2 separate regions of the Mus musculus genome follow, and region 2 is linked to region 1. The links are chromatin contacts, found by POLR2A ChIA-PET in ENCODE. All regions are on one chromosome and are shown on one strand. Each heading gives the region's core, a stretch centred on a gene start or an enhancer-like site at or near the end of the contact. The rest is flanking DNA. Distances are from core to core; before and after follow the strand shown.

What was found. ChIA-PET counts read pairs that join two places held with the same protein, here RNA polymerase II (POLR2A).
Region 2: POLR2A ChIA-PET joins it to region 1 with 21 read pairs in embryonic stem cell. The contact joins the promoter of Parp16 here to the enhancer-like site in region 1. POLR2A ChIA-PET finds 5 or more read pairs at or near these places in 4 of 5 experiments (Patski and embryonic stem cell).

The regions. Positions count from the first base shown.
Region 1 is chr9:65,177,139-65,180,105 of GRCm38, reverse strand. Igdcc3 (immunoglobulin superfamily, DCC subclass, member 3) reads right to left here. Exons shown (of 14, transcript NM_001357257.1): 3 at 2,567-2,711; 4 at 2,110-2,240; 5 at 1,593-1,730; 6 at 1-65. Among named protein-coding and RNA genes, the nearest start is that of Gm40527, 15 kb to the left of the region's middle. Within about 2 kb of position 1,510, at least 1 of the 3 ENCODE cell types and tissues checked has a DNase peak (open chromatin) inside an H3K27ac peak, as active enhancers do.
Region 2 is chr9:65,213,267-65,216,233 of GRCm38, reverse strand. Parp16 (poly (ADP-ribose) polymerase family, member 16) reads right to left here and starts at 1,544. Exons shown (of 7, transcript NM_177460.4): 1 at 1,371-1,544; 2 at 602-885. The coding sequence starts at 775.

The DNA.
Region 1 (2,967 bases), core at 261-2,760:
ATCTGAGATGATAAGGTTTCCTGTGCCCAGCACCTGGATGCCCTCCACCCCAATGGGGCGGCCATCTGCAAAGGAAGTGGAGGGGGAATGAGCTGGGTCAGGAAGATAGGAAGGATAAGAATATTCCAGAATGCTCACCCCTCTACCAGTCTTTCAGAAAGCTCCGACCTATGGCTTTGACACCACCCCTCTCCAGATCTCCAAAAGTGTCTGGGAAATGTGGAGCCCTGGAGGCCAGCAGCAGGGGGCCAGCGTCCTGATTCAAACATGATGACTGCTAGCTGGTTTTGCTGTTGTTTGCTTTGGGTTTTAGACAGCATCTCACTGCATAGCCTGGGGTGAGATCCTTCTCCTAGATCCTAGACTCCTAGGTGCTGGGATTACAGACCTTCTAGCCCAGTTCTCAACCTATGGGTTGTGACCCTTTTGGGAGTCTAACAACCTTGTCACAGGAGTTGCCCAAGACCTCTAGAAAACATGGATATTTACACCATGGTTCCTAATAGTAGCAAAACTACAGTTATGAAGTAGCAACGAAATAATTTTATAATTGGGGGGTCACCACAACATGAGGAACAGCATTGAAGCGTCACAACATCAGGAAGGTTGAGAATCACTACCTTAAATTCCACAGAGGATCTGAATTTGATCAGCCGTTGTTAAATTCTGCGGCTTGATATCTGTTCTATCTAGGATGCTGAGACATGCCCAGGAATATAAAGGCTCTGGGAGGAAGGGCCTTGGTTAACTTTGTTCCCCACACGAATTAGACCCCTGAGCCATTTTTTCTCTCCTGCTAGGCCATAGCTTGGGAAACGAGGGAGCAGATGGCCCCTGAAGTGCCTAGTGGCTCCGGATGGTAGCCTGCTCTTTCCAGCCTCTCCCTGGGACCCAGGCCCTCCCCCCACCCCAGGGATCAGATTAGCACAGCCAGAACACAAGGAGACAGCTCCCCATTCAGGCCCTGAAGTGGTGAAATCTACTCCATTATCCCACACGGCCCCTCCTTCCCCCATCACTCAGCTGCTAGTGCGGCACAGTCTCCCTGTGAATGTGACCCCACCCCACCCCCTCTAGAGGCTCCTTCCCCCAGTGACCTTTCGGCTCAGACTAGTGGCCCATCTGCACCCTTTCACTGCTTTCTTCAGCTGCCTGGGGATTCCGGCTGGGCAGACTTGGGAGCAGGCAAGCGCGGCAGGAGGGGAGGGGGGACGGGCCAGGGCAGAGCCAGAGTGGGTTGCTTGCTGAGATTTTGAAGGCTGAGGATTGCATAGCGGGGGTGTGACCAGGCACAGAGGGTGGGGCGGGAGGCACTGGGTGCTGCCGAGAGTTCTAGGGGCTAGAGAGACAGGACAGCTTGTACTCGGTAACCCAGGGAACTAAGCCAGCCCCGCAGGGAGAGAGAGAATGTAGCAGCAGGCTGACCTCCAGAGAAACTCAACCCCTCCCCAGGCCACAGGGAGGGGATCGGATTGACCCTTGCTGAAAACAAATACAATGTAAAGCCCCCCAGAGCTGGGTGATGAGACCGTGAGACCAGCCCTCTCGGGGGGCAGGCTGGCCAGAGAGCAGGGACTATGGATAAGGCTCACCCAAGCGGCTCCAGGACACAATGGGGCGCGGGTTGCCCGTGGCGACACACTCCAGCACCGCAGTCTGGTGCACTGTCAGGGTGAGGTTCTCAGGCCCCACAAGAATGGTGGGCTCCTTGTAGGTCCCTGAGCCCGAGCCTGGGAGGAGAAACCCACATTTCCTTATTTCAGTTGGAAGCTTTTTCACTCCCTCACTCTCGCCAGCCCGCCCCATCATGACCCAGGGTACGCACCAACCCCCAACCAAGTCCTGAAAAACAAGGAGAGAGATGTTGGGGAACCTGCGGGTCCTGACAATCGTCCTTCCTCTCCCAGCCAGACCTCTAGACTTGGGAGAGCTCAGGGAAGACATGCTTCCCAGAAAGAGCGGACTGGCAACCAGTCTCAGGCGCCTTTGGCTTGTGGGCTTATGCTCAAAGGACCTCTGTATACACGTGGTCTCACTGGGGAACTAGGTGTGTCTGGGAGTAGACCAACTGGGGTGGCTGAGAGAACCTGGCAGGCCAAAGGAGCTCACCTGACACAGTGAGCCTGGCCCCGTGGCTGACCCGCACACTAGCAATGTTTGAGGCCACACAGTGGAAGATGCCGCTGTCCTCAGCCCGAAGTCCTGTTATCTGCAGGACTCCCTTGGGCAGTAGTGTGTACCTGTGAGGGGAGGGCATTGTTGACTATCAGCACAGCTGTTGCAACCTCAAGCCATGGGGATATAAATGGAGACATGGGCACTAACCCAACCTTATTGCTGTGATCACAGATGATTACTGAGACCCTCCCAGGAGAACATACCCTCCTAGTCTTGATAACAACACACACAATACTCTTACACAATCTCATGAGCCTAGAATCTGGGCCTAGTAAGCCACTCGGACCCATGATTCTGACTGCAGCTTACATAATAGCACTGTCCCAGCCTGTAGTCTATCCCAAGTCAGCTTCCCAGTTATCCCCTGTCCTTCCCACAAGAGGCTCACCTCTCATCGTCCGTGTCAATGGGAACTCTGTTCTTCTCCCATGTGATCAGGGGCTTGGGAAGCCCATGGATTTGGCACTGGAAGCGGGCCACACCACCCTCCTCACCCGTGACGGCCTGGGGGTGTACGTGGAAGTCGGACATAGCTGGGGAGACAGAAAAGGGGAGATGGATAAAGTGGAGGTGCAGATGGAGAGAACTGAGGGGTCACCCTCTGAGGAGCAGTGTCTTCTTGAGGCAGGACAGTAGCTTAGGGGACATAGCAGCTCTTCCTTCAGCCCTCCCCATCACGCGTGGGCACACTCCAACCCGAGGTGACATAATCATTAAGATACCTGGATAGAAGACACTGAGATAAGACGTGGTCACTACAAAGCTCCTAAGTGAGATAGATAGGACTTA
Region 2 (2,967 bases), core at 295-2,794, 36 kb before region 1:
ATTTTGGCAAGCTATATCTTTCCAGATAATTCCAAATATTTGGATTACAATGATAACTGACATCTGGAATACCCTAACTCTTAAAGAAATTATATGATTTATGTATGGGTCATGCGAAGTGCTGAAACCTGTAATCCATCCCAGCACTCCGAATTATAAATCATCAGAAAGTAACAACGCCTATGTGCACTGCGTGGCAGTTTATATAAGTACTGTTAATATGTAACTTCATCTGAAGGGCAAAGTCTAACTAGTTGCAGAGGGAGGGACAACTTCTTATCTAGGCAGAACAGCTGGTTCAGATCAACGCCCCTTTAGGGCCACACTAGAGCGTTTTGTGGAGGACTATGTAGCTATTCCATCACTCCTGGGATTAAGTCACTGACAAAAGGAAGCAGCCACCGAATGACCTGGCAGTGTGTCTGCACGAGGGTGTTTAGGAGTGTTCTTGCTGATGGGAACCTTCCCCAAGGCCAGGCTGGGTGGGAAGTCCAGGGAATTGGCGTGTTTTCTAACACGGGTGGAGCTGCTCCTGCCTGCCGTTCCACAGGGCCACTTGGCCCAGGATGCAGCGAGCAACGGTGGATCAGGACGGACTCACCAGGGCCTCGAAGTCCTTACAGTCGTGGCGGGCGTAGGAGGCGGGGAAGGGCCGCAGCACCGAGTCCCGCTTGTAGCTCTGCAGCGCCGAGGCGAAGAGGCTGCAGCGGAGGTCCGCAGCCAGCACGTCGCGGCTCGCTGCCTCCCTGGCTGCTGCCCTGTTGGAGAGCTGCATCCCGGGCTCGTAGCGCGTGGCCGGGAGGAGACAAGGAGGGGCAGCGCGGGGCCTGGGCCCGGGGGACCGTAGACCGTCTGCTGCCAGGTTTTCCAGCCCGGGGGGTGGAGCTAGGCAAAGGGGTGACAAATTGACATTGGTGAGAACGCGCCGGCGAGCGTCCTCTGCAGGACACTGGGCACGGTCGCTCAGTGCGGGGAAACACGGGATCTGGGAGAGTCGCCTCTCGGGTCCCGCCAGTCCCGGAGTCCCCGGTATGGAGTTGTCGCTATTGCACCCGGCGTGGGTAGTACCCCGGGGACCCGGCCGATCAGTCCTGGCCGCCCCACACTGCCAGCAGCCACCGCCTACCTCCCCGCCCGCCGCTCTCACGCCGCTCCGCCCACCCGGCCCAGGCCCGCCCCTTCCCGCGCCCTTGCTCAGCTCGCGCCCGCCCACAGGTCCCGGAGGATCCCAGCTGCCCCGGGTGCTGGGCAAAGGTGCCCAATGCGGCTGCTAGTCATCCTCGCCACCGCCCCAAGTGGAAACCGCCCCGGGACCCGCCCCGGGGAATTGTCTTTGTCCTGGCTCCACGGGTTGAGCCAGCCTCGCTCACCTTGGGAATTGCCACCTGTTGAATAAATCGGTTTCCTCTGGAGCTGACACGTTGCACACAAGAAGCCACTTGATACCCAGGGAAAACTGAAGGTCGGAGTGACACAATACTTTCTCAAGACACTGTAGCCGACCCAAAGACCTTCCTCTCTACCTTACAGCCTCCGCAATTCTCTGAATTGCTCAAATGTCTGACCTCAGATTTCCCAGGATCCTCCTCCTTCGAAGGCCTCTAACAGGAAGTCGGGAAAACAGGCACTGGGAGAACAATGACCTAACCCTGCCGAAGGGAAAAGACCGGACCCCAAGATGACTCAGCAACTGGTCGAGTAAAGGCACTTGCTGTCCGTCCTCACGACCTGAGTTCTATCCCAGGATCCCATATGTTAGGAGCTAAGTGACTCTAGCAATTTGTCCTATGACTTCCACACCTGCACCAAGGCTCAAGTGTGCCCACATGTGAACGTATACACAAAATAAATAAATGTAGGGCTGGTGAGATGGCTCAGCGGGTAAGAGCACTGACTGCTCTTCTGAATGTCCTGAGTTCAAATCCCAGCAACCACATGGTGGTTCACAACCACTGGTAATGAGATCTGACTCCCTCTTCTAATTCGTTTGAAGACAGCTACAGTGCACTTATGTATAATAAATAAATCTTTGGGCCGGAACAAGCAGGGACTGAGCGAGCAGGGTTGACCAGAGCAAGCAGTGGTCCTAAATAAAAATTCAATTCCCAACAGCCACATGAAGGCTCACAACCATCTGTACAGCTACAGTGTACTCACATACATAAAATAAATACATTAAAAAATTAAAATAAAGGCAGGAGGATTTCTGAGTTCGAGGCCAGCCTGGTCTACAAAGTGAGTTCCAGGACAGCCAGGACTATACAGAGAAACCCTGTCTTGAAAAACCAAAATAAATAAATAAAATAAAATAAAAAATGTAAGAACAGATTCCCTTTACCTCTTCTTCTTCAAGACCTCACTAGAAAAAAAGCACTTGGCCTTCTGGTCACATAGAAATCTAAGACCAGTGCTGAATTGTTAGACTAAAAGTCCCCTTTAAAGACCCCACACGTGCTGAGAGGTGGTGGCTCACGCCTTTAGTCCCAGCACACCAGAAGCAAAGGCAGGCATATCTCTGAGTTCAAGTCCAGCCTGGTCTACAGATCAAATCCCAGGACAGCAAGGGCTACACAGAGAAACCCTGTCTCAAAAAAAACAAAAACAAACCCCAAAACAAAACTTTACAAAAACAAAAACAAAAACAACCATTAATTAGATAAATAAACATACACACACACTGGCTCTGCTCTCTGAGAAATCACCCCCTTCTTGGGCATCCGAATGGGACCTGGCCCTGTGCTCCTCAGACTTCGGGAGGGAAGACAGGCAGAACTATATTCTCAGACCCTAGAGAGCTTCCCAGGCCAAACAATGATGCAAACCACCCCCAGGAGTCCAAATGGTAATGGTTGTTGTAAGGCCTGGGCTGATTTGGAATCACCAAAATGTCTGAGAGCCTATGACCTCAAATAAAACCCCTCCAGCACCCCAAGTCCTGGGGCCCCTAGGGCCCCATGGAGCATCTGG